Regions from separate parts of the Homo sapiens genome. Here region 1 is linked to region 2. A link is an interaction called in ENCODE POLR2A ChIA-PET data of the cell type or tissue named here. Cell type or tissue: A673. All regions are shown on one strand. Links, peaks and the distances in the headings refer to the core of each region. The heading gives the core; the rest is flanking DNA.

Region 1 (11,822 bases), core at 3,823-11,822, 100 kb before region 2:
TACTCAGCAGGAGAAATAGATGGGTTTCACTCGCATCCACCTCTGTGGGAAGAGACCACCAAACAGGCTTGGTGTGAGCAACAAGGCTATTTATTTCACCTGGGTGCAGGCGGGCTGAATCCGAAAAGAGAGTCAGCGAAGGGAGATGGGGTGGGGCCGTTTTATAAGATTTGGGTAGGTAAAGGAAAATTACAGTCAAAGGGGGGTTGTTCTCCGGCGGGCAGGGGTGGGGGTCACAAGGTGCTCAGTGGGGGAGCTTTTGAGCCAGGATGAGCCAGGAGAAGGAATTTCACAAGGTAATGTCATCAGTTAAGGCAGAGACAGGCCATTTTCACTTCTTTTGTGGTGGAATGTCATCAGTTAAGGCAGGAACAGGCCATTTTCACTTCTGTGATTCTTCACTTGCTTCAGGCCATTTGGATGTATACGTGCAGGTCACAGGAGATACGATGGCTTAGCTTGGGCTCAGAGGCCTGACAATGGGGAACCTCATGAGGACATAGTTTCCTCCCCTCAGGATGGTTAGCCACCAAAGAAGGAAAAATACTTTTGCCTGCAGCTAACCAATGGAAATTACTTAAAACTCTTCACCAAACCTTTCACTTAGGCATTGATAGCACTCATCAGATGGCTGAATCTTTATTTACTGGACCAGGCCTTTTCAAAACTAACAAGCAGATAGTCAGGGCCTGTGAAGTGTGCCAAAGAAATAATCCCCTGCACTGCAGGCCATACATTTCAATCCCTGTATCTTTTTAACCTCCTTGTTAAGTTTGTCTCTTCCAGAATCGAAGCTGTAAAACTACAAATCGTTCTTCAAATGGAGCCCCAGGTGCAGTCGAGGACTAAGATCTACCGCAGCCCCCTGGACCAGCCTGCTAGCCCATGCTTCGATGTTGATGACATCAAAGGCACCCCTCCCGAGGAAATCTCAACTGCATGACCCCTACTGCGCCCTAGTTCAGAAGGAAGCAGTTAGAGCAGTCGCTGGCCCGCCTCCCCAACAGCACTTGGGTTTTCCTGTTGAGAGGAGGGACTGAGAGACAGGACTAGCTGCGTTTCCTAGGCCGGCTAAGAATCCCTAAGCCTAGCTGGGAAGGTGACTGTATCCACCTTTAAACACAGGGCTTGCAACTTAGCTCACACCCGACCAATCAGGTAGTAAAGAGAGCTCACTAAAATGCTAATTAGGCAAAAACAGGAGGTAAAGAAATAGCTAATATCTATCACCTGAGAGTACAGGGGGAGGGACAATGATTGGGATAGAAACCCAGGCATTCGAGCCGGCAACGGCAACCCCCTTTGGGTCTCCTTCCATTTTATGGGAGCTCTGTTTTCACTCTATTAAATCTTGCACCTGCAAAAAAAAAAAAAAAAAAAAAACGTTGACATAAAAAATTCTTTCAATCTACAATACTATACCCAGCAGAAATATCTTTCTAAAGCAAAGGAGACAGTGATGTCAACAAAATGGCAGACTAGAAAACTCGAAGGATTGTTCTTCACTTCAGAACATTGAAAAAACAAGCAGGAACTGTCTGAACAAACTTTGTTGGTGCTCTGGAAAACAACCCAGTGTTAACAGCAACCAAGCAAATGCCCAGTCAAGAAAAAGACATCTTGGCTGGACATGGTGGCTCACGCCTGTAATCCTAGCACTTTGGGAGGCCAATATGGGAGGATCACTTGAGGCCAGGAGTTCAAGATCAGCCTGGTCAACATAGTGAGACCCTATCTCATTTTAAAAAAGAAAAGAAATGAAATGAAATCTTCAAAGTGGTTGAAAAGTTTTGTAGTGATTTTATCTTTGCCCAGCATGACCCCACCCCCACCCACTGCTGCAGTGGCAGTCTCAGTCTTGAAACTGCAGAAGCTGGATTCCCAGTTCTCTCTCTCTCAAAGCAGAGGGGACAGAGCAGAGTTTATTTACAAATTATTATGTACACCTGTTCTAACTTCTCCACGGGATATCTGAAGGGTGAACACAAGGTGCTTCTCTCTGTCTTCCCTAACTTGGAACTCAGGAAGAAAAATGGTGGGTATCACTCATAAAAACTGCCAGGTGACTACAGACCCATGGATGCCTAAGGCAAGAGATTCTGGGTAGAGACGTACGATAGACCATCAAAGGCCTAAAGGAGAATCTGGGGTGAGATGTTTTTGGGAACTTAGGACATGCAAAAGCAGCCATGTATACCAAGGAATTTAGAAAGCCACAAACACACCCAGGCAAAATCTATGCTTAGAAAAGACTTGAGAAGATACTAAGTGTTCACTGAAGGCTGACCCTAGGCTCAGGGTGAGCCTTGCTAAGTGCTGAAGGTGCGTCCCAGCATAGAGCTAACTTGCAAAGATTGGGAGAGGTGGTTGGTTTTTAGTTTTGTTGTTTATTTTGAGTTTTATTTGTTTGTTTCAGCTCCAAGTATTAAATGAACTCTCTGTCAAAACATATAAATTCAGTTTTGTGAGAGTTTTTATTATGAATGAATGCTGATTTTTACAGATATTTTTTCTGTGTCTACTGAGATAATCATGTGGGTTCTTCTCCCCTTTATGCTATTTGTTTGGTGTGAGTCATTATTTTTTACAATGATTTAATTAAGATATAATTCACACATACCATAAAATTCACTCTTTTTTATTTGTGGTAAAATATACACAACATAACATTTATCATCTTAGCCATTTTTAAGTGTACGGTTTTATAGCATTAAGGAAATTCACATTGTTGTGCAACGATTACCACTATCCATCTCCAGAACTTTTTCATCTTCCCCAGCTAAAACTCTATACTCAGTAAACATTAAGTCCCCATTCCTTCCTCCCCACAGCCCCTGGCAGTCACCATTCTGCTGTCTCTATAAATCTAATTACTCTGTGAACCTCATATAAGTTGAATATCATACAATATTTACTCTTTCCTGACTGGCTTCTTTCACTTAGCATACTATCTTCAAGGTTCATCCATGTTGTAGCATGTGTCAGAATTTCCTTCCTCTTTAAGGCTGAATAATATTCCATTGTACATATATACCACATTTTGTTTTATCCATTCATCTATTGATGAACATTTAGTTCCTTTCTATCTTTTGGCTATTGTGAATAGTGCTGCTATGAACATTTATGTACAAGTTTTTATTTAAAGACGTGCTTCAATTCTTCTGGCTATGTAACTAACAGTGGAATTGCTGGGTCATATGGTAATTCTATGTTTAACTTTTTGAGGAACCGCCAAACTGTTTTGCAAAGCAGCTGTACCATTTTACATTCCCATCAGCTGCCTTAATAAAATAGCATAGACTAGGTGGTGTAAACAACAGAAATACAGTTCTGGAGACTGAAAATCTAAGATCAAGGTGCCAGCAAGGTTGGTGTCTGGTGAGGGTTCTCTCCTTGGATTGCAGATGGCCACCTTCTCAATGTGTGCTCTCATGACCTATTCTTTGTGCATGCATGCAGAAAGAATGCAATTGAGCTCTTTGGTGTTTCTTCCTATTAAGGACACTAATCCTATCAGATTGGAGCCCCACCCTTTTGACCTCATTTAACATTAATTATTTATTTAGAGGTCCCATCTAATAAAAATACAGCTGGGATTCAGAGCTTCAACGTATGAATTTTAGAATTTAGAATAATTGGAACCCTCATTCACAGCTGAATTATGAACTGAATGTTTATAATTCAGCCATGAATGAGGGTTCCAATTATTCTACCTCCTTTCCAACCCTTGTTGTTGCCTGTCTTTTAGATTATATCCATCCTAGTGGGTGTGAAGTGGTATCTTGTGGTTATAATTTGAATTTCCCTAATGACTAATGATGTTGAACATCTTTTCATGTGCTTATTGGCAACTTATAAACCTTCTTAGGAGAAATGTATATTTGAATCCTTTGCCTATTTTTAAATTGAGTTATTTGTCCTTTCATTGTTGAGTTGCAAGTGTTCTTTATATATTCAGGATATACATCTCTTTTTTTTTTTTTTTTTTTTGAGACAGAGTCTCACTCTGTCATCAGGCTAGAGTGCTGTGGCGCGATCTCGGCTCACTGCAACCTCCAGCTCCCTGGTTGAAGGGATTCTCCTGCCTCTGCCTCCCGAGTAGCTAGGATTACAGGCATGCTCCACCACACCCAGCTAATTTTTTTGCAGGATATACATCTCTTTTTATCTAGCGTGACAACCTTTGTCTTTTTACCGGAATGATTAATCCATTTACACTTACTGAATTATTTACTCCTGGATAAACAAGAAACTTCCTGAACTTGCACTGTATTCTGCAAGCCACAGAAAGCAAAATGTAGAAATCATACTGGCTCAAGATGTTTAAGCACAACCTCTGACCAATCAATCGGCTTATTACTAAGCTACGTTGATCCAGGGGTGCCTTGTTGAAAGTCAGGCTTCAACATTTAAAAAAGTATAATTTTTAAAAAGCAACTGAGCAGAGACATTAGTGCTCAAACACTACAGGAGAAACACCATCTATAGAATTAATTCAGGCAAATTGCTAAACAAACACACAGTGATAATAACCACCTCTGGGAGAGGGGTACTTTAGAATCCAGAGTTTCTGAAATCTATGATCTGAAATATCCAGTTTCAATAAAAACATACAAAATATGCAAGTAAACAAGAAAGTTATCTCATGGAGGAAAAAAGCCAATAGAAACTGTCTCTGGCGAGGCCTAGATATTGAACTTAGCAGATAAATGCAGTATGTGCTGCATAGCAAGGTTTTGGCCAAAGTCAAACCACATATCCAACTGTGTTCTGATAAGATTGTAATACAGTATTTTTACTGTCATTTTTCTATGTATAGGTATATAAATACTTGCCATTGTGTTACAATTGTCTTTAGTATTCAGTAGAGTACACATGCTGTACAGGTTTCTATAGGAGCAATAGGCCTAGGAGCAATAGGCTATACCATATAGCCCAAGTGTGTAGTCGGCTATGCCATCTAGGTTTGTGTAAGTACACTCTATGATGTTCTCACAATGATGGAATCGCCTAACAATGCATTTCTTAGAATGTATACCTATCGTTAAGTGACACATGACTGTACTTCATTATAGAAAAGCATCTATTGGTAGGCCGGGTGCGGTGGCTCATGCCTATAATCCCAGCACTTTGGGAGGCTGAGGCAGGTGGATCACCTGGAGTCGGGAGTTCGAGAGCAGCCTGACGGACATGGAGAAACCCCAGCCCCACTAAAAATACAAAATTAGCCAGGTGTGGTGGCACATGCCTGTAATCCCAGCTACTCGGGAGGCTGAGGCAGGAGAATCGCTTGAACCTGGGAGGTGGAGGTTGTGGTGAGGCAAGATTGCACCACTGCACTCCAGCCTGGGCGACAAGGGTGAAACTCCATCTCAAAAAAAAAAAAAAGAAAAAAAGCAAAAGCATCTATTTGCAAATATGTTTGGAAAACTAAAGAACACCACGTTGTATATTTTTGAATTTAAAATTAAACAGAGAATATCAATTAAGAGATAGAAGTGATTAAAATAACTGAATGGAATTTCTGGAGTTGAAAAAGTACAATAACTGAAATGAAAAACTCACTAGAGGGCCTCAATAGTAGCTGTGAGCTGAGAGAAGAAGAATTAGCAAACTTGAAGATAGATCGTTAGAGATAATCTAGTATGAAGTATGGATGAAAAAACTGGCGAATTACACATTTTTATGATGAGAAACTATGTTTGTTAAAACAAGCCATTACTACTTGTGGAGTTAAATCAGCAGCCTGCATCCCCTTGAACTGCTCAGACTGTGGTATAATGGGATTTTGATTTTTAAGCCCCAGCTGATGGCCCTTTAATTTTAAGTCATGTGGGGCCGGGCCTTGGAGCTTGCTTCCAGGAAAGGCATTCTGTCCCTTTTCTGGAGGTTTCTTGTAGAGTCTCTAAATAGCATCTACAGGTGTGGCTGCTCTGCTTCACTATGCTACGAATGGACTTCAACAAAATGTGGAAGTCAGAGTATTCTGAAGAATATTCTTTAAAAGAAAATGATGGCTGGGTGTGGTGGCTCATGCCTATAATCCCAGCACTTTGGGAGGCCGAGGTGGGCAGATCACGAGGTCAGGAGTTCGAGACCAGCCTGGCCAATATGGTGAAACCCCGTCTCTACTAAAAATACAAAAATCAGCTGGGCGTAGTGGTGTATGCCTGTAGTCCCAGCTACTTGGGAGGCTGAGGCAGAAGAATCGCTTGAACCTAGGAGGCAGAGGTTGCAGTGAGCCGAGATCGTGCCTCTACACTCCAGCCTGGGCAACAGAGCGAGACTCCATCTCAAAAAAAAAAAAAAAGAAGACTATAGTTAAAAGAAAATGATTCATCCAAAGCCACCTGTTCCCTCCTTTGGACTGTTATTCAAGACAGCAAGGACTAGACTGCCTTTCTACACTTGATCTTAGCCAAAAGGCCAAGAAGTGATAAGGCCTAGACTGCCTTTCTTTGCAAGATCCCAATGCCCAGAACAGGGCCTTCCTCTCAGTGAATATTTGCAAATGGATGAGTGGGTTATAGGTGACCTCATATGATTGTTGTTCGAAAACACTTTCTTCATTAGAATGTTTAAGTGTATAGTCTCAATAAATCTATTAATTAACAGTTATCATGTCCTTAAGGAATAGAAAGAGTTAATAGATATAATTCTCTGGTTTCTCTTTCATATATCTATCCATGGAATCCCATTTAAATAAGAGAGATTGTATGTAAAAATATTCTAAAATAGTGGTCCACAGGTTACAGTTTCTAGAAGTAATTATTACATTTATTTATTTTGAGACAGGGTCTCTGTTGCCCAGGCTGAAGTGCAGTGGCATGATTATGACTCACTGCTGCCTCGACCTCTGTGGCTCAAGTGATCCTCCCACCTCAGCCTCTGAAGTTGCTGAGACTGCAGGCATGTGGCACCATGCCCAGCTAATTTTTGTGTTTTTTGTAGAGATGGGATTGCACCATGTTGCCCAGACTGGTCTTGAACTCCTGGGCTCAAGCAATCCTCCCACCTCTGCCTTCCAAAGTGCTGATATTACAGGCATGAGCCACCATGCCCAGAATTATTGCATTTAAATAACAAAAAATTAAGTAATTATATATGCCTTTTAAAGTTAAATAGAATGGGAGTTTTGCTGCTATTCTCACTTAGAGCTTTAAAAGAAAGAAAATAAAATCTAAGGATAGGAACATTGTGCATCATTGAAACATTTATTAAAGAAAACAAAACTTCCCATTTTCTCATTTGTCACTCAGTTACTAAACATCTTTAGAGAAGTTAAGTTGCTGTTGTAGCTAGTTTATTATTGGGTCAGTTACTTTCCCACGGACTCAGCAGAAGTTCCAACTTGCTTTTGCCATTGACCAGGAAAAGTTACAAAAGTCTTGACTTTCATGAATCAGAACTGGTCTGGCTAGAATCAGCCTGCTCTGTAAAAGAAGAGACTGTGGTTTGGCCCATTTCCCAGGTGGGGAACCTCTGCTAGGTCTGGCAGACATGGAGGCAGAGAGGGAATATCCCCTTCCTGGGATAGCATTCTGACCCACCACATGTCCCCAAATGCTCCTGGTAAAGCAAGCCACCATTGCTTGTCATAACCCACATATTGGGGAGAGGCGCAATGAGGCTTGTATCATCAGTAGCTAAACCCCAGGATAGACAAGAGGAAGGTAGTTCCAGCTCCTGAGCCCAGTGGCTGTTTGAGGTGAGGACTGAGGGCCTCCTCCTTCACTCTGAACTTCCCCAACTGTGCGTTTCTGGCTAAGGCGAAATACTATCTCTTTCTCTTTTCAAATTATGAATGACTGTGTTTATTTTGGAGGGAGTTGATGAAACAATCAGGGAAAATGTTTCTTTTTCTTTTTTTTTTTGAGATGGAGTCTTGCTCTGTTGCCCCATCTAGAGTGCCATGGTGTGATTACAGCCCAGTGCAGCCTTGAGCTTTGAGGCTCAAGTGATCCTCCCACCTCAGCTTCCTGAGCAGCTGGGACCACAATTGCATGCCACCATCCCTGGCTAATTTCTTTTTTATTTTTTATAGAGACAGGGTCTCCCTATGTTGCCCAGGCTGGTCTTGAACTACTAGGTTCAAGCAATCCTCTCTCCTCGGCCATCAAAAGTGTTGGGATTACAGGCGTGAGCCACCACGCCTGGCTGAAAATATTTTGAATATGACAAATGTTGCTGGGTTTGCACTGCATAAGGAATGATGCCACAAATTGAGAACAGCCTCTTGTGAGTATAATATTCTTTCGAAGACCTTGCCTCCTCCCCTTCTTACACAGGGTGTTGCAGAAAAAGGCATTGGTATGTTTACTGAACACTTGAGAAAACTGGGGCTCAAGGAAAGTCAAGTGACCTGCCCACGATTGCCCAAGGACATCTGGCAGGGTGAGCTCCTATCCAGCCCACCTCTGACCATATGGCCTGGCTCACCATGAAGAGTGCTTTGGTGTCTTTTTTTTTTTGTTTTCCAAGAGTTGCCCTGACGCTTGATTCTCATTTCTACTCATTAAGAAAAGCAACAGAAAGGAAAAAAAAAACAACACAAAAGAAAGAAAATCCTCACAAGGGAGGGCAAGTCTCAACGTGCCAGTCACGAGTGCTTCTGGCATATGTCTGTTTCCTTGTCCTTTCGACCTCCTGATCCTGAGCCCCAGCACGGTTAAGACAATTAACCCGACTTGTTTCTTCCTGTTTCCTCTCTCCCTTTTTTTTGCCTACAAGAGCCACTTACAAAAGTAATTTGAGTTTCTATGAAAGAGAATTTGAAACGCTGTTTTCAGTTTATGCTCAGAAGACAGTATGAGAGTTTGCCAATGACTGGATCATCTGAAAGTTAGTTCTTTCCAAATTTTCAAATATTCAGATGTGGCTAAGAAGAACACCAACATTCTCAGTGCGGAGATTTAAATGTGAAGAACAATGGTAGCCCAGCTTCATTCTCATTCATCACACCACTTTTAACCAACACTTGGGTGCATCACGCTGTGTGCTGAAGTGAATTTCTCTGCTACGTTTCTTGATGTCTCAAGAAAAGCCAGAAGCCACAGCTGGCTCAGCTTTCTACACTCTCCTGCGGCAGAACTGGCCCGGGCTCCCCAGCCCTGCTCAGACCACACAGAAGATACTGGACAGGATTTAGAGGGCTGTGGGGTGTTTGATGAACTATTCATTGTACATTTTTTACATTATGCTGTTAAAATTAGAAATATAAAATACAAAGTACTGTATATGAGCATAGATATTTAATATTAAGTTTATATTAAACTTCCAAATAACATTTTTCAATGTTTATAATTACTTATTTTGCTCATAGATATGAGCATACCTTTCTATTTTGGGGTGGGTTTTTTTTGTTTGAACTAGTCACCATCAGGTTCTGATCAAGACTTTAATGATCAGTTCTTCAACTTCCTGCTACTTACCATCGATAAGAAACTGTTTATACAAGTAGGTGATAAATTTTTTTATTTTTTAATGACCAAAAATTTTCAACAGTGTAAGTTATCTTTATAGGAGCTACAGCTTTTTTTCTTTCACGAATAAAATGTAATGGTGGCATTTTACAGATTCTTTTCAAACCCTCAGAACTTTTTTTTTTAATTTTTAGAGACACAGTCTCCCTCTGTCACCCAGGCTAGAGTGCAGTGGCACAATCACAGCTCATTGTAACCTCAAACTCCTGGGCTCAAGTGATCCTCCTGCCTCAGCCTCCAGAGTAGCTAGGACTACAGGCACACACCACCATTTCTGGCTAATTTTTTCTTGTAGATATAGGGTCTCACTATGTCGTCCAGGCTGGTCTTGAACTCCTGAGCTCAAGTGATCCTCCTGCCTTGCCTCCTGAAGTGTTGGGATTACAGTTGTGAATCCCCACATCTGGCCAGAACTTTTTCATATGGAGCATTTCACAGTAACAGAGGAGCCGGCTCACCCTGGAGATTGGGTGCCTGGGTGGGCAGCTGGGACCAGAACCTGGGTGAGAGCCACACTGTTGGACCCCATGTAGATTCTGATTCTTGAAGACTGTGGGAGAGGCCTAGGCGAGGCTGCTTACTGGTGGGGAGTAAACAGGCCTGAAGATGCCAGTGGCTCTGGGCCTGCTCAGCTGCCCCGAAGGCTGGGAAATCAACAATTCAACTGACTGCATAATTCTGCTGCCCTTACTAGCAGCATAAGTTAGGCTCTTCCTGCCTCAGTCTGCCCATCTGTGAAGTGGAGATAATAGTAGTACCTATCTGGTAGTGTCGTTATGAAAATTAAATGAGTGCCATGCCTGGCACAGAGTAAGAGATATATGTTTATTAAATAAAGTAAAAATGTTGAGAAGCTCTGGAGTAGATTTCTAATATGGTTTTGATCTGTGTCCCCACCCAAACTTCTTGTTCAGTTGTAATCTCCAGCGTTGAAGGTGGGGTCTGGAGGGAGGTGATTGGATCATGGGGGTGGATTTCTCATGAATGATTTGGTATCTGCCCCTTGGTGCTGTTCTCGTGATACCGAGTGAGTTCTTGTGAGATCTGGTCGTTGAAAAGTGTGGAGTACCTCCCCTCTCCCTCTTGCTCCTGCTCCTGCATGTGAGACATCTGCTCCCCTTTTGCCTTCTGCCATGATGGCAAGCTTCCTGAGGCCTCCCCAGAAGCTGAGCAGATGCCAGCACTGTGCCTCCTATATAACCTGCAGAATTGTGAGCCAATTAAACTACTTTATAAATTACACAGTCCCAAGTATTTCTTTATAGCAATACAAGAATGGACTAATACAACCCCCAAATCACAGGCATAGAACTAGCCAGAATCAGATGTTCTAAATTCTGGCTCCCCCACTGTTTAGATGTGGGCTACAAGCAGGTTACTCAGTCTCTCTAAGCCTGGATTTCTTGGCTCATACATGATGATGGCATTTGTACCATGTTATAATGACATACAGATTAAATAAGATGGTTCACATAAAGTTCCTGAAACAAGTACTCTACAAATGATAGCTATTACGAAGTGGCAGAGGCAGAACGTGAGCTCAGCTATGCCCTGCCCCACTGCCCATGCCTACCTCCCATGAGCTACCCCTCCCAAACAGAAAAGTGCTTCACCTGCCAGATTCTCTTCTTCAGCTGATTTTAAATCTTTCCATTCACACAGTATTTTTCAATCCTTCAATATTCTTTATTCCTTATCTACAGACCCTGGTGTGGTTTTTCCATATCTCTATAAAGCAATGCCAAGAATGGTCAGAGCAATTGCCCCAAGGACCAGGCATTAAGGGAATTCCTTTGCAAAGGCCACAAGGCCGCTGCCGACCACTGTCTTTCAAGTCTCAAGTAAGTTCAACATATCCTTCCTTATTCATATTTTATTAGGAAGCCATATCAGAAAATTAATCAGTTATACAACTTTAAACATTGAATGAATCATTCTTATCAAATACATCAAGACCAGAAGCCAAGTCAAATATGGCATTTCATTTTACAAATATTTTTACATTTAATAGTCATGAAAAAGAAAAGAACTTGAAAAAACAACTTCAACTCTGTACAAATGTTAATATCAAGGAGCAGCTGAAGCTTAATTTTAAGATATGCAAGATAAGTGAAATGAAATAAGTAATGTTTTATTAAAATATCCTTGTCTTTTTCCATGATATACACATATTTTTTCTCTTTAAATAAATATATATTATGTATTTTTAATGACAGCTTACTTAACAACATTCATCTGGTGCTTTGGGGCCATGGAGTTCACTTGGTAAGGAAGACAAATACCAAAAACATCAGGTACAATTGGATTCTCCTACAGCAGAAGAATTGGCTTGATTTTTGG
Region 2 (16,507 bases), core at 4,361-12,360:
ATCCTTCTATATTTGCTTTTATTTCACAACAGCAGATTACAGTGGCATATAGCAGCCTTAAAATATTTTGAAGACTTTTAGTAATATACAGAAATGTTCATAATATAAACTGAATGAAACAGAATATGTAATCATCTATGCAATAAAATACCTTAAAATATTTTGAAGACTTGCCGGGCGCAGTGGCTCATGCCTATAATACCAGCACTTTGGGAGGCCGAGGCGGGCAGATCATGAGGTCAGGAGATCAAGACCATCCTGGCTAACACCATGAAACTCTGTCTCTACTAAAAATACAAAAAATTAGCTGGGCATGGTGGCGGGCGCCTGTACTCCCAGCTACTCAGGAGACTAAGTCAGGAGAATTGCTTAAACCCGGGAGGTGGAGGTTCCAATGAGCTGAGATTACGCCACTGCACTCCAGCCTGGGTGACAGAGCAAGACTCTGTCTCAAAAAACAAAAAAATTTTTTTGAAGACTTTTAATAATATACAGAAATATTCATAATATAAACTGAATGAAACAGGATATATAATCATCTATGCAATAAAAGATTAATTTCAAGAACATTTAATTTATTTATATATAATTGGAAAATTTTTCTCAGAGTTGCAATTATAAGCCATTGTTTCTTTCTTTGTATGTTTGGTATTTTCCAAGTTTTTGACAAAATACATACATTACTATTAAAATAATTTAAACACACACACACACACACACACACACACACACACACACACACACACACGAGCCAAGACCAAGTAGTTTAAAAATCTTTCAGGGACACTCTTGTGCATGATGCCAAATCTCCCTTAGTCTTTCCAGAGTACATGGGATTCGTACTTAAATGTCCATGAGCTCCTATTATTTCCATCTTTCTTCCCCAAGTTTCAATTAACTGAGATTTGATTGCAAGATGCGGTTGCTCCTGAGAGGCAGAAGTGTACCTCCCCCAGTCCTGGTGCCAGTTCCTCCTCCTCTAAATTAATACGTCAGGGACAAATCTAAAATCTGAAGGCAACAGTACCTTAGCGCTGCCGCACCTGACGTTTGATTTGGCCCTTCCCCTCCATTCTGTTCACAACCATGAGCAGGAGGACAGGGACCAGGTCTGCCCAACTTGCCTCAATGTTCAGCCATCCCTCAGTTAACTATGCAGCCAACAAATAATGAATTGCCGGAAAACACCTTCATGTGCAAGGATGGCCATTTTGATAACTAGTGTGTACTTGCATATGTGTATTGATTTTTACAATATCTCTATTTCTTGGTGTCTAAAATGACATCACCAGTGAATGTTACAGCTTTCCTTAGAGTAAATGACTTTATCACAGTCCTTTCTTCCTTTGGAAGGGAGAGAGCTATATAACAGCAGGGGCCACTACGGGAAAGAGGGTGTAAGAGCAATGGAAGGTGTGAGGAGTAACCAAAGCTCTGGGCCATTAGATACTCTAAACCACATCTTCAACTAGGACAGGTGCTGTTTTAGGACCAAAGACCAGATGCTTTCCCTTCTCTTCCCCTTAAATGTAAGACCTGAAATCATATAAACTCTAGAAGAAAACCTAGACAGTACCATTCAGGACATAGGCATGGGCAAAGACTTTATGATGAAAACACCAAACGCAATGGCAACAAAAGCCAAAATTGACAAATGGGATCTAATTAAACTAAAGAGTTTCTGCATAGCAAAAGAAACTATCATCAGAGTGAGCAGGCAACCTACAGAATGCGAGAAAATTTCTGCAATCTATCCATCTGACAAAGGGCTAATATCCAGAATCTACAAAGAACTTAAATTTACAAGAAAAAAACAAACGACCCCATCAAAAAGTGGGCAAAGGATATGAACAGACACTTCTCAAAAGAAGACATTTATGCGGCCAACAAACATGAAAAAAAGCTCATCATTATTGGTCATTGGAGAAATGTAAATCAAAACCACAATGAGATACCATCTCACACCAGTTTAAATGGCAATCATTAAAAAGTCAGGAAGCAACAGATGCTGGAGAGGATGTGGAGAAATAGGAACACTTTTACACTGTTGGTGGGAGTGTACATTAGTTTAACCTTTGTGGAAGATAGTGTGGCAATTCCTCAAGGATCTAGAACCAGAAATACCATTTGACCCAGCAATCCCATTACTGGGTATATACCCAAAGGATTAGAAATCATTCTACTATAAAGACATATGCACACGTATGTTTATTACAGCATCATTCTCAATAGCAAAGACTTGGAATCAATCCAAATGTCCATCAATGATGGACTGAATTAAGAAAATGTGACACATATATGCCATGGAATACTATGCAGCCATAAAAAAGGATGAGTTCATGTCCTTTGCAGGGACATGGATGACGCTGGAAACCGTCATTCTCAGCAAACTAACACAGGAACAGAAAACCAAATATTGCATATTCTCTCACTCATCAGTGGGAATTGACCAATGAGAACACGTGGACACAGGGAAGGGAACTTTCACACATCGGGGCCTGTTGGGGTGGGGGGGCTGGGGGAGGGATAGCATTAGGAGAAATACCTAATGTAGATGATGGGTTGATGGGTGTAGCAAAGCACCATGGCACGTGTATACCTATGTAACAAACCTGCACATTCTGCACATGTATCCCAGAACTTAAAGTATAATGAAAAGAAAGATAAAACACAGGGTCAGTCTCTAGTAACTCACGATTGTGCCATATTTAAAGAATGAGTGCAGATACAAAGTATGGGGTCCTCAATCTAGAGACCTCATCATGTTAAAAATTCACATAAATTCTGCCTATTCTTACGGGAATTTCTATGTGTGATCCTAATACCTTTTAGAAAAAAAAGGTCCCATGACCAAACTGAAAATACCAGGTGTTTCTCTCTAGAGTCCTTTTGACCTCTGCCAATATACATCTATGTTCTCTGCCCCTAGTGATTTTAATTGCACATTCTCTTGAATAAACATAGTCCACATAGATGTCGCTAATGGCAACTCCAGCAAAATTGCAGGCTAATGAATTTCTAACAAAATTACTTATATTGAAAGCCTAAAACTATTTTTTAACTCTTCACTGTTCCTGGGAGCCACAGTAGATTTCCTTAGGGCCCAGGAGATGTGAGAAGAGAGGTCACTGCAGGTATGCAAATCAGGCTCCCTGTTTAAGTAAGACTAGCTCACTGCCTAGTGACCCTGCTCATGGGGCTCAGTGTCCTCACCTAAAAAACAATGCACATTTAGCAACTCCAACATCATCCTCTCTTGCCAAGAAATTATATAAATATTTGTCATCTTGATTAAGTAACTATTGACAGAGCAGGAGTATCGCCATCTTGGACAAGCACTGTCATTCTAAAGTTCACCTTGATTAAAAACCGCCTAAATCTAAAGGGCATCAGCCTAATGGCTAAGGTCAGCATGACCATAAAAAACAAATAACATCTCCAACCAAAAACACTCCAAACCCCTCCCTGACCTGAGACATGCCAGCCCTGAGATAACGTCCCCTTCGGCCAGAGAGATGTCAGCCCCAAGATAACCTCCCATCTGACCAGAGACATTCCAACCCTGCTATAAACTTCTCCCCAACATACAAACATTCCAAGCTTGTGATAAGCCCCCTACCCTGAAACTAATATATACTCTTAGTCTATAAAAGATAATGCTCCTCACCAAAATTGGCCAGGAGCCCCTCTCAGGCTTATTTCTCTAAAATAAACCCATCTTTAACTGTTAAGCTGCATTTCATGTTTCTTTCCTCTTTCTTTAACTCTTACAACTATAATTTATTTCACTGAATCACTGTACAACTACTGTGCCCCTGAACATTATCTTAATAAAGTTGAAGAATCATATACAGGCAAATTTGGTATCATCCTGTATGCTACCTAATTCAACTAAATGCTCATCATGGCCAGGCACGGTGGCTCACGCCTATAATCCCAGCACTTTGGGAGGCTGAGGCGGGTGGATCACGAGGTCAGGAGATTGAGACCATCCTGGCTAACACGGTGAAATCCCGTCTCTACTAAAAATACAAAAACTTAGCTGGGCATGGTGGCGGGTGCCTGTAGTCCCAGCTACTCGGGAGGCTGAGGCAGGAGAATGGCATGAACCTGGGAGGCAGAGTTTGCAGTGAGCCGAGGTCGCGCCACTGCACTCCAGCCTGGGCGACAGAGCAAGACTCCGTCTCAAAAAAGAAATGCTCATCATTTGCAAAAATTCTGATCGCTAAATTTGCTTTCAGGCTTAGTTTGGAGGTCAAATAAGATTTTTCTCCTTTAGAATGAGTTTATATATAATAAGCTGAAAACACACAGTAGAATAAATTCTACTCCAAATTTCTAAAGTTCTCAAAATAATACCCAGGTCATCTTCTGTACTCTAAAGAGATGGGTCCAAAACAAGAAACTGACTAATCAAAATTTTAAAACTCTACAATTTAAGTCCTCTGAACAGCTCATGGCATCTGAGAGCAGAAGTAGAGCTGGCAGTCACATGGTCCAAGTCCATCTCTTCCTTTGGAAAATAGACCAGGGAAGATGAGGCAGCTCACCCACAGTCATACACTGGCCAAGTCCAGAGAGACAGCAAGGTAGGGCTATGCTCCCCTCCTAGGTGACACCCAATGAGACCAATGTGCCAGCTTGCTGTTCTTGAAATCTTTAAACTACTCCTCATTCACTTCTTTTTTTTTTTTTTTCTTTTGAGATGGAGTCTCGCTCTGTTGCCAGGCTGGAGTGCAGTGGTGCAATCTTGGCTTACTGCAACCTCCATCTCCCAGGTTCAAGCAATTCTCCTGCCTCAGTCTCCCGAGTATCTGGGACTATAGGCGTGCGCCACCACGCCCAGCTAATTTTCGTATTTTTAGTAGAGATGGGGTTTCACTACGTTGGCCAGGATGGTCTCGATCTCTTGACCTCGTGATCCGCCTGCCTCGGTCATTCACTTATTATTAAATGATAGTTTTACTTATCTCTTCAGAAGCTATGTCTATGTAATTGTAAGACATCTGCTTTTTATAGTTGATGCAGAAAAAATATAGTCAAATCTCCTAAGCAGTCTTAGCCACTGGCTGAGAACGGCTGCCGAGAGACTCAGCCAGAGTAATGTGGAAGTTGCATTTTCTGCCTGGAGGCTAAGGGATTATCCACTAAGCAAGCCTACAACCTGGGGGAAAAAATGTAAAAAAAAGGGCACATCTTGTGGAAGTGTTGGCACACTAACCTGAGTAGTTAGGTCTGTGGTAATTGTGAGGTGGTTTTCTGAAAAGGAAACAAAATGATTCACTAAAAGGCATGACACAGTATGGGATGGTGCCAAGTATCATGTCACAGAAAGTGAAAATGTAACAGATCAAAGAAGGCTCCACTCCAAAGTGGAGAAATTGCAGGAAAAAGGCTCTTGCTTCCACCCTGTGTGGCTCTGACCTCATTTTGTGCTTTTAACAACCACAGGCCAACCCAATTCTAAAACTGTGCACGCAACGAAGTCCTGATGCAAAAAAACAAAAACAGAAAAGCAAAACACCTCCTGGCTAAGAGGAAAGAGTGGAGAATACAAAAGGGGTGGCAAGAAGAGAAGCATCTACCTGCCCGTCTGCAGCATTCTGAGACATGACAGCTGGGTCCCTGGGAAAACAGAGTATTCCAGATATAAGTCCTGGCTTAGCTTATCCCTGTCACACACAACCCTCCACCTCATCTAGCTTGCTCTTAAAAAACAAAGTGGAGTACTGAGATGATGGTCTGAGGCTTAGGGCCTGTCTCATTTCCAGAGACAGACTTTCCATCTCTTCCTGCCCCACGGTGCACGGGGGCTACATCAGCACTGGGAGGCGGTGGGGAGAGGTGGAAGGCAGGGGCGGCAGGGTAACTGAAGGGACGAGAGAGCTGCACTGGCTTTTTTTTGGGGGTTTTTTTTTTTTGAGACAGGGTCTCACTATGTTGCCCAGGCTGGAATGCAGTGGCTAGTCACAGGTGAAATCCCACTACTGAACAGTGCAGGAGTTTTGACCTGCTCCGTTTCTGACCTGGGCCAGTTCACTCCTCCTTAGGCAACCTGGTGGTCCCCTGCTTTTGGTGGTAGTGGGGGGAATCCCCATATTGATGCAGATACCCAATTGGCATAGCACACTATAGCCCAGAACTCTCTAGCTCAAGCAATTGCACTGTTTAAAAAGCCCCACATGGCCAGGGTGATTTTAACGTCTCCTCCTACCCGGTAAGAAACACTGTTCCCACTCACTGGTAGAGCTCTTGGGTCCAGCTGTACTTGATATGATATGTAGGTCAGGTGGGAAGTAGCCTCCCAGGCCCAGCCCCTGAGTATCTGTTAACCAACAGTTCCAACACTGCCAAGCTCAGATTGAACACACACTGTCAGTTATCCTTCAACTCTCTAAAGGGACCAGTGGTTTGCTTAAATAGAAAACAAAAGGCTTTTGCTTTTGAGGCAGCATTAGCATAATGACATTTAAAAAGAAAGGAAGAGGCCTGGCAAGGTGGCTCATGCCTGTAATCCCAGCACTTTGGGAGGCCTAGGTGGCCGGATCACCCAAGGTCAGGAGTTTGAGACCAGCCTGGGCATCATGGTGAAACCTCATCTCTACAAAAAATACAAAAAAAAAAAAAAAAAAATTAGCTGGGTGTGGTGGTGGGCGCCTGTAATCCCAGCTACGCCGGAGGCTGAGGCAGGAGAATCGTTTGAACTCAGGAGGTGGAGGTTGCAATGAGCTGAGATCGTGCCACTGCACTCCAGCCTGGGCTACAGAATGATACTCTGTCTCAATAAGTAAATAAATAAATAAATATTAAAACTAAAAAAATAAAAAAGGAAGAAAGAACACATACCTGAAGGAAGCGATTATTGCTGTAACTTCATCATCTGGATAAAACTGTGTAATTGCATGATGTGCCCCAAGCAATTCCTTCCCATCTTTCCACCAAGAAATTGTGGTGTCCTGGTATATATTAGGTACACTGATTGAGCAATTAAATTTGACACCTTTATGTTCAGAAAGTATTATGTGTCCAACTGTGTGTTTGAAGGCAAGAGGCGGTAGGGGCTTTGATTCGACAGAGGTCACCTGGGGAATGGCTACGTTTCCTGTATGTGGTCTTCCAGGCTGGGTTGGTGAAAACATCAAGGCAGGCTGGTACCCACTGGCGTGAGGAAGGGATAACAGCGGTGTGTGGTCAGTTTGCAGGCTCCCTGGAAAAGGTCCCGGGAATAGCGGGTAAGGCTTGGCTTCTTCCCTTGCCTCAGTGATAGCTGTAAAACAGAACATCCAAATTTTAGCCTTTTAAATAAGAAGAGTTTCCCAAGTAGGTTCCCAACTTCTTAGGCCAAGAAGAGAGAGCACTGGGGTGTCCTCTGTGCCCCAGGAAAAGATAAGCAGAATTCATTAACACACACATCTGGACATATTCTTATTCACCAGTTCATTCGTTTGTAAACTCGCCTCTGGAAGAGTCCTGAAGAAATGTAACCACCCCCACCAAAAATAAAAATTTTCTTATTACTGACTCATTCCAAGTCCTTCATGCCCAACTCAGCAGTATAAGAAGAAGGTGATGACACAGCAGGGCTCAAGGTCACTTTTCTTGGCCAGGCGCGGTGGCTCACACCTGTAATCTTGGCACTTTGGGAGGTCGAGACAGGAGGATCACCTGAGGTCAGGAGTTTGAGACAAGCCTGGCCAACATGGCAAAAACCTGTCTCTACTAAAAATACAAAAATTAGCTGGGCATGGTGGCACATTCCCGTAATCCCAGCTACTCAGGAGGTTGAAGCAGGAGAACAGCTTGAACCTGGGAGGCGGAGGTTACAGTGAGCCAAGGTAGCACCACAGCACTCCAGCCTGGGTGACAGAGAGAGACCCTGTCTCAAAATAAATAACTTTTCTTACTGTCTGCTCTGTCAGAGACTATGCTGCAAATTTGGCTGATAGTCTTTAAAAAGCTGATTGAGGTTCGAAAAAAAAAAACCACCCCAAAAATTAGCCAGATGTGTTGGCATGCATCTGTAGTCCCAGCTATTTGGGGGGCTGAGGAAGGAGGATCGCTTGAGCCCAGGAGATCAAGGCTGTGGTGAGCCAAGATTGTGCCACTGCACTCCAGCCTGGGTGACAGAGTGAGACCCTGTCTCAAAAAAAAAAAAAAAAAAAAAAAAAAAGCTGCTCATGGCCACAAAGAGATGAGTTTACAATTTTTGTGCCTTAACAACAAAAAAAGTGTTCTTAAGTTACCAGCTATAGAATACTGAAGCTTCCAGGAAAATGCTTGCTTGCTGGAATAAACCTGGAAATGTTTTTATTTCATCTGGTCCACAAGTATTTTAGATGGTTTCTGAGCAAGGGAAGGCTCATAATAGCTGTACTTTTAGCTTTCTGAGTGGCATTTTTGGACACAGATTCTACACTGGTTGTTATCTATTCAAATACGTTGGGAGGGAGTGAGTGAGACAGGTGGGTGAGAGAGATATAGGCCTAGCAGTCTACATTATGGGTTGGTGACTGGGGGTACACAGTGGGGGCTCCATCCTTGCTCAAGGGCTGGCCTCCTGCCATGCTCAGGACATCATGCCCTCCTGGGCTCCTGAGTGTGTGTGTGCAGGGAGTAGGGTGTTCTTTGCTCAGAGTTGTGCCCGATTTAGCAAATAACACAGGATGCCCAGTTAAGCTTGAATTTCAGATGAACAACAAATAATTGTTTTTTAAACAAACAGGGCCTTCTTGCTCTGTCACCCAGGCTGGAGAGCAGTGGTACAGTAACTCACTGCAACTTCAATCTCCTAGGCTCAAGCGATCCTCCTACCTCAGCCTCCCGAGTAGGTTGTACTATAGGCTCGTGCTACCATGTCCAGCTAGTTTAAAATTTTTTCTTGTAGGGAGGGAGTCTGGCTATGTATGTGCCCAGGCTGGAATTTTTTAAATTTAAGTATTCAGTTAAGTATTTAATTGGCTAATGGGAGATATAAGTAGGAAATCGTGGGGCAGAAGGGAGGGGATCTGGGAATTTTTCCTCTAGGTTCCTCTCTGCCAAGCCACTCTGGACAGCACATATGCCTCAACTGAAGGGCATACCCCTGTCTGGGAGCCCTTGCCATGCAGCTCCCTCTCCCATTCCAGCAACTGCTCCCTCCCAGGCCCCTTTGATGTTGGGGGCCAACTCTCATGGCTGTTGCCTTTGGGAACTGCCTCCTTAGTGAGTCAGGATCAATGCCAGATAGAAGAGAAGAGATTTTCCTACAAGGATACAGGAAGACTTTTCCTTATCCTGAGGTCTTGGTGAGTGTGGGAGTGTAGGGCCTTCTGTGTGCTTTAGGGGAGGGCTATGTGGGTCAGCTGTGGGCTGGCCTGGAGCCCAGCTGTCCAGACAGATGAATGTGCCATCATGGGAGTGTTCACTTATGCTAGGGAGTGAAGATCAGGATGACAACAGACAGGGACCATTGCCTCTCCAGTCACTCACAGCCCACATGCCAGGCAAACCTTCACAAGGGTGGACCTATGCTCTTGGTAGGAGGAGGGGGCTCCCCTTCCTCTGATGTGTGGATGCTTTCTGCAGCAATGCATGTTCTGGCTGTTTGTCTCATACCTGCAGAGCTCCCTCAAGGGTGCTCTACTTACTCATGTAGGCTTTGTTTTTGTTTGCTTTCTGAGATGGAGTCTCGCTCTGTCACCAGGCTGGAGTGGAGTGCAGTGGCGCAATCTCAGTTCTCTGCAACCTCTGCCTCCCAGGTTCAAGTGATTTTCCTGCCTCAGCCTCCTGAGTAGCTGGGACTACAGGTGCGCGCCACCATGCCCGGCTAATCTGTGTATTTTTAGTAGAGACGGGGTTTCACCATGTTAGCCAGGATGGTCTTCATCTCTTGACCTTGTGATCCACCTGCCTCGGCCTCCCAAAGTGCTGGGATTACAGGCGTGAGCCACCACACTTGGCCCTTTATTCATGTACTTTGAAGCCTTGACAATTCACCTTTGCCACTTGGGTGGGCACACTCATCTGTGGTTCTTCCTATTCACTGAGCTACAGAGGACTCAGGAGTTAGGGGTTTAATCCAAATCACTTTTTTCCCCCATTTAAATATAGGTCCCTTTCTTAGAAGGCAAAAATGGGAAGTGGGAGAAGCAAATTATACCTTCATTGGTTTAATTTATTTAAGAATATTTTAAATTTTTAATTAGGAACTTAACAAATTTGTTGTGAAAAAATTCAAATATTTATTGAAGCATATACAATATAAAATGAAAGTCTGGGGCTGGGCGCAGTGGCTCACGCCTGTAATCCCAGCACTTTGGGAGGCCAAGGCAGGCGGATCACGAGGTCAGGAGATCGAGACCATCCTGGCTAACACGGTGAAACCCCATCTCTACTAAAAATACAAAAAATTAGCCGGGCATGGTGGCAGACACGGGTAGTCCCAGCTACTCAGGAGGCTGAGGCAGGAGAATGGCAGAACCCGGGAGGCGGAGCTTGCAGTGAGCCGAGATCGCGCCACTGTACTCTAGCCTGGGGGACAGAGCGAGACTCTGTCTCAGAAAAAAAAAAAAATTAAAAAAAATAATAATAAAGTCTGTTTTGTAAGCCCAACCCTGCAAGATAATAACCTCTGATTACAATTTGGGGTATAATCTTCAGTTTTCCATGAGCCAAGCTGTTCACCAAACAAAGTGTTAACTTGGTTAGGGGCAAGGCCACCCACTAAAGTGACATCACTGAAGTCCGGGAGCCACGAAACCTACCCTGAAATCACTCAACACTCTAGATGGTTTAAAAGATATCTGGGCCAGGCGCGGTGGCTCACGCCTGTAATCCCAGCACTTTGGGAGGCTGAGGTGGGTGGATCACCTGAGGTCAGGAGTTCGAGACAAGCCTGGCCAACATGGTGAAACCCCGTCTCTACTAAAAATACGAAAATTTAGCCAAGCGTAGTGGTGGGTGCCTGTAATCCCAGCTACTCAGGAGGCTGAGACAGGAGAATCGCTTGAACCCGGGAGGCAGAGGTTGCAGTAAGCCAAGATCTCACCATTGCACTCCAGCCTGGGCAACAAGAGCGAAAATCCATCTCAAAAAAAAAAAAAAAAAAAAAAAAAATATATATATATATATATCTGATCTGTACAATTTGATTTACCAGAAGTTGATAGAATGATTTGATTGCCAACAGATATTTATATAGCACCTCCTGGGTTCAAGATTTGCTACGACAGTCAAATGGGATAAAGAAAGAGACTTATTTCAGGAACAGAGCCACAGTGGGTCCCAGGAGCTAAAGGGGAGATGGACATGGCTAACTGGGGGTGGGGAGGGGAGGCTGCCCATAGCATCAGGGAGGCCTTCTCTGACTAACCTCCTATAGTTAGCACCCCCAGGTTAGGTGCTAGGACCCTTTTGTAATACATCTTACGATTACTCATCCAGTTCTTTCTCCACTGCCGGACTGAAAGCTCCATGATACCTACCACCTACACTACAGCCAGTATGTAGGAGGTGCTCAAAATAGGTTTGTTGAATGAGTGAGTAAAGGATGGATCTGAGGGATGGAGAAGGTGCCTGGGGCTGCCAGGGTCAAAGGTGGTGGGAAACTGAAGAGACAGGAAGTAGCCCAACCAGTTTGGGAACAGCAATTTAGCTGAAGAGTAGAGCTACTCTGCTAGAACAAAAATGGGAGATAAACCAAAATTAAGGTGAATGTGGAGAGCCCTGAATCCCAGTCGAGGCAGGAGAAGTTCCTGGAAGGCTTCTGAGCAAGGGAGAGCAAGGCTCAGAGCTAGGCTTGATGAGGGGGATTCTGGCACCAGCAACTGGCTGAGTAGGAGGAAGAAGAGCAGGAAGTGGGAACCTTCCAGGAAGGCAGTGAAGACCTGACTACAGGGGCAGTCAGTGAAGAGTAGGAAGGATACAGGAGACCAAGAAGAGGGGGCTGACAGCAACAGCATCCTCACTACCACCAGTGTTCCACAAAGGAAAGTCAGTCTGACACCAGATATTGAGGAAAGATGCGATCCTGGCATAAAGGAGAGTTCTCAGGAGTGGACAGCTGGTGGCTCGAGGCTGCTCAGGCTCAGTTTGCTCACAGGGAAAGTGGGGATGGCAACCATGGTGCCTCATAGGGTTGCCAACGGGAATAAAGGAGTTATTACTGTCTGGATCACAGTAAGCACTCAATGTTAGCTATTATTTTAATTATTTTCTCATTTTATTATGAGTTAGTAAAAATCTTCCATGGTCTAACCCTTGAGAACTGTTGGGACTGAGGCTGGACCCCCACGTGGCTGGTGAGATTGGTGAGGCTCGTACTGCACAATTTTAGTGGGGTGGTATTGCCATTCACATCGTTGTTGGCTGTATAAATTGTTCTCTAGAGCTGTGCAATGCATAACCTCACCAGCCCTGTGTGGGGGCACTGGGTGATTATACAAAATGTGAAGAAAAAAAAGCCAAAACAAAAACCATTCCAAGGTTTTGGACCCAAGGGTTTGGGCAATGATGAATTAGAAATTATATTTTAAGTTGCTAAATTTTTCATTGTTTCTATTACTTTGGTTGTATAACGTATCTTTTCCCCCTGTTTTTCCCCCACAGAAGTGGAATACTCTCAAAATTATTTTTGGGTAGTGATTGCAGATGAATTCAGACTGAAAGGCTTACCCACATCAAAGACTTAATGCAAATGTGGTCCTTTCTACACAGCACATGGAAAAGTGGGGTGCCTCTGGTTGTAATTTGGGTGGAATTCACAAGAAATCTCCACCTTATCCCTCCCACCTTCTTCCAGGATTGCTTCCTCATGTGGACTGGATAAACAGCTGGAGTGGAATTTTAACTTCACATAAACGAGTGCTGCTAAGCTGCCTTGGATCACTAGCCTCCCACTCAGGTCCCAGAGTAGCCGCCCAGCTGCTCCAGCAGCTGCATTTACCAACTCCAGGGGCCACTCCATCCAGTCCTGGACTTGTGTGGTGCAGCACCCCTGCACTGTGCCCATGTGTTTCCAATCACCATGCAGCCCTTGACCAGAGCCCTAGCGTCCGCTTCTTAAAGTCAGGGCTTTTGTCTCCATCATCTTTCTTCAGCACCCAGTACAGGACAGGCCCAAGGGACCTGATTAGTGAATGTTTATTCACATACTGCCCATTTTTCTGTGTGAGTTTGCCCTGTTTTTCTGAACATACTTGTCTGTAACTTCCTTGAAGGCTGGAGGTGGCATCATCTGAACCCATCATGATGATTGGCATGGAGTCACATGCAGCAAACATTTACAGAATAAACGGGTGTGACGTGCAGAGGTCCTGAAGGGTGAGCAGGGAAGAGAGGTGGTCCAGGCAAGGACACTGCTGTGGCTGGAGACAGAACTTGGAGAGGCTGTCAGCATGCCTATGACACACAATTACAGTGGCTCAGACATTTAGGGACTTTGTGAATAGTCTCTTAGACTCAAAATTCGTTCATTAGGGCAAGCCAGTAAAGAATGTTATTTTCCATGTGATCAACTAGTGCATCCTACCCTCAAATCCATGAATCCTTGCTGAGCACTTGTCAAATGCAGTGTGCAAAGGCAGAAGGGCTGGTGGGCAGTGCTGCTCAGAGGTTAGCTAGCAGCTTTGCAGTCAGAGGGCTGAGGCCCACCCAGTCCCTCACCACCTCAAGGTATGGCCTCAGGAAAGCTCTATAACTTCTTTGAACTCTTGTGAGGACAAGAGGATCTCAGCAGTAGGAGCTGATAGGCATCGAGTCCACCAGCACACTCCAAAAATATTGGCTGACATGGCTGTTACTGGCTTGCATCTGAACCCTGGCCTGCTGGCCACCTAAAGTAGGAATTTCTAAAGCCAGGTCTGGGCCCTGCGGGGATAAGGGCTGAGTTTAATTAGTGATGTCTGCCTTGGACAATGCATGGGGAAGGGCAATACTAGAGTAATATAATTGCCAGCCATGAGTGAGAGGAAAAAATATACATCGGGCTTGGGATGCGAAGGGCTCTTAGCTCTAAGGCATCTCTCAATCTCTCCAGGGATGGTCTCCACCAGCCTTTCCTAACATGAGCTCCTTTGATTTTCTTGAAGCTTGGTGATCACAGCCCAAGGTGATCACCGAGGTGACTAAAGAAAGCAGCAGCAACTGAAATTGCAGGTCCCATGATAGTGGGTGGGGATGTGGCAGCAAGCAGCCTCCCTGGCCCTGGAGTCCCTCCATGCTGTGGGAAGAGGGTTGAGCAGGGCAGGTGGCAGCCCTGTGGGACTGAGGGTGCTGGCTGGTGAACCCTGTTCAGTTCCACCCCACCCCAGCTACCCCAGGATGCTGTGTGCCATCAGCCTGCTTTATGATCCCAGGCACCTGGGAAGAGAGAGGAATAGCTCCTCTACCAGAGTTACAGTAATGGCAGGAGTGAGTGCCAGCCTGTGGGACCCATTACTCCTGCTCTTTCTATTCCTTCCCCAACAATAAAATGGGCAGAAGCATCAGCTGAGCTCTCTAAAGTTCAGCCTCAAACTCAAGAGGCCCAGGCTAGGCGTGGTGGCTCCCAGCACTTTGGGAGGCCGAAGCGGGAGGATTGCTTGAGCCCAGGAGTTCAAGATCAGCCTGGGCAACAGAGTGAGACAAGTCTCTACCAAAAATAGAAATAAAAGAAAAACGAGGCCCAGAGGAGGCTGCAAAAGAGTGAGGGCTTATCTTTCAGTTCCTAGAGGTTCTTTGCTTCCCAACTCAAGCACACATGAACATATGGCACATAAATGCATGGCCAAGAGGATGCACCTTATTCCAGAGGTATGCTGTTTCCTCACCAGTCTTGCTGTCTGCTGAAGGTATTTGCTATCAAACAGCCCTACAGCCCTTCTGCAGGTGGGTTTGTGATTTAGAGAAAGGCTTTTTTTTTTTTTTTGAGATCGCGTCTTAGTCTGTCACAGCCCAGGCTGGAGTGCAGTGGTGTGATCTCAGCTCACTGCAAACCTCGCCTCCAGGGTTCAAGCAATTCTCCTGCCTCAGCCTCCTGAGTAGCAGGGACTACAGGCAGGTACCACCATGCCCAGCTAATTTTTGTATTTTTAGTAAAGACCGAGTTTCACCATGTTGGTCAGGCTGGTGTCGAACTCCTAACCTCAGGTGATCTGCCCGCCTTCACCTCCCAAAGTTCAGAGAAAGGCTTTTGCATCTGGAATCCTGTAAATGCTGGTATCCCTGTTTCCCTACCCTCTCTAGGAGAAAACGCAGAACCTAGACCAGTGCCCCCACCCCACATTCTGTGTGCACACACCAGGCTGATATTTGAATCATGTCCTGAGCAGCTGCCCTGTCACCCAGGTTAAGGACTCCCACCCCACTCCCTTTACCCCCACAGCTAGCTGAGGCCAAACATAGCACAAAAGGAAATTTTCTACTTAGTACTATTTATGCAATACCCAAAGGATTCCTGATTGATAAAGTGTAGTGGCCAGTCGCAGTGGCTCACGCCTGTAATCCCAGCACTTTGGGAGGCCGAGGCGGGCAGATCACCTGAGGTCAGGAGTTCAAGACCAGCCTGGCCAACATGGCAAAACCCTGTCTCTACTAAAAAATACAAAAAGTAGCCAGGCCTGGTGGCAGGCGCCTGTAATCCCAGCTACTCGGGAGGGTGAGGCAGGGAGAATTGCTTGAACCCGGGAGGCAGAAGTTGCAGTGAGCTGAGATCACGCCACTGCACTCCAGCGTAGGCAACACAGTGAGACTCTGTTTCGGAAAATAAATAAATAAATAAATAAAATAAAGAGTAGCAACACTTCATTAGAAGAAAAACAAACAAACAGAGTAGCAACACTTCATTAGAAGAAAAAGAAAAAAAAAAAACAACCTTCAATCAGAACTCACTTGACCTGATGGATCAGTCCTAAATTGCAAATGGTAATTATTAACTTCACTGGAGTGACCCTTGGGCCACTTGGAGAATGTTAAAGGAGGAAGAGGCGATCACGCCACCCATTTGCCCTAAGTGTAGCAAAGCCCTGCAAGAGAAAGCGGGTGGCTGGCTCTGAGTCAGTGCTGGAGAGAACAGGCCTGGCGCTTGCAGGAAGGAAAGGAAGTAAATGGCTGGGCAGTGTGTGCCCCAAGAGGTCACAGCCCAGCCACAGGAGGAGAAAAGCCCAAGTGCCAGTGAAAGCCCAGAAATGCCTGCACGGTGGAAGGAACGTGAAGTTGCCTGTAAAACACGGTGTTGGCATTGGGTTGCCAGATAAAAAACAGTACAGCCCTTTACACCTGAATTTCAGATAAGCAACCAATATGGGAACACCCCGGATTTACTTAGAGGAACAAATATAACTTAGTATCATTTAGTCAAAACCAGCTGGAGCCACAGCACTAGGGATTTCATTGTTGCCCTTCCCACAGGCTGCTTCTTGGGGCTTAGAGCAGCATGGAGAGTGGGTCTGGAGGGGCAAACAGGGACCTGGCACACCAGGAAAGCTATCCAACCTCTCTGAACCAAGGCTTGCAGCATGAAGGGGCTGAGACATCTGAGCAAAAGCACAAG

Evidence for each region. ChIA-PET counts read pairs that join two places held together with the same protein. Peaks named below come from ENCODE experiments on the same cell type or tissue, not always from the same donor. Only the 100,000 strongest peaks of a DNase experiment are listed, where the experiment ranks them.
Region 1: POLR2A ChIA-PET joins it to region 2 with 11 read pairs; 5 of 35 experiments call an interaction of 5 or more read pairs at or near these places.

What each region holds. Positions count from the first base shown.
Region 1 is chr2:112,028,886-112,040,707 of GRCh38, reverse strand. MERTK (MER proto-oncogene, tyrosine kinase) reads right to left here. Exons shown (of 19, transcript NM_006343.3): 19 at 11,147-11,822. Among named protein-coding and RNA genes, the nearest start is that of TMEM87B, 20 kb to the left of the region's middle. In A673, for the core only: a CTCF peak has its summit at 7,884; a DNase peak (open chromatin) is centred at 8,627; H3K27ac peaks cover 1,958 bases.
Region 2 is chr2:111,919,880-111,936,386 of GRCh38, reverse strand. MERTK (MER proto-oncogene, tyrosine kinase) reads right to left here. Exons shown (of 19, transcript NM_006343.3): 2 at 6,847-7,267. It also overlaps the pseudogene RN7SL297P. Among named protein-coding and RNA genes, the nearest start is that of MERTK, 30 kb to the right of the region's middle. In A673, for the core only: no CTCF peak of the experiment used is centred there; a DNase peak (open chromatin) is centred at 5,366.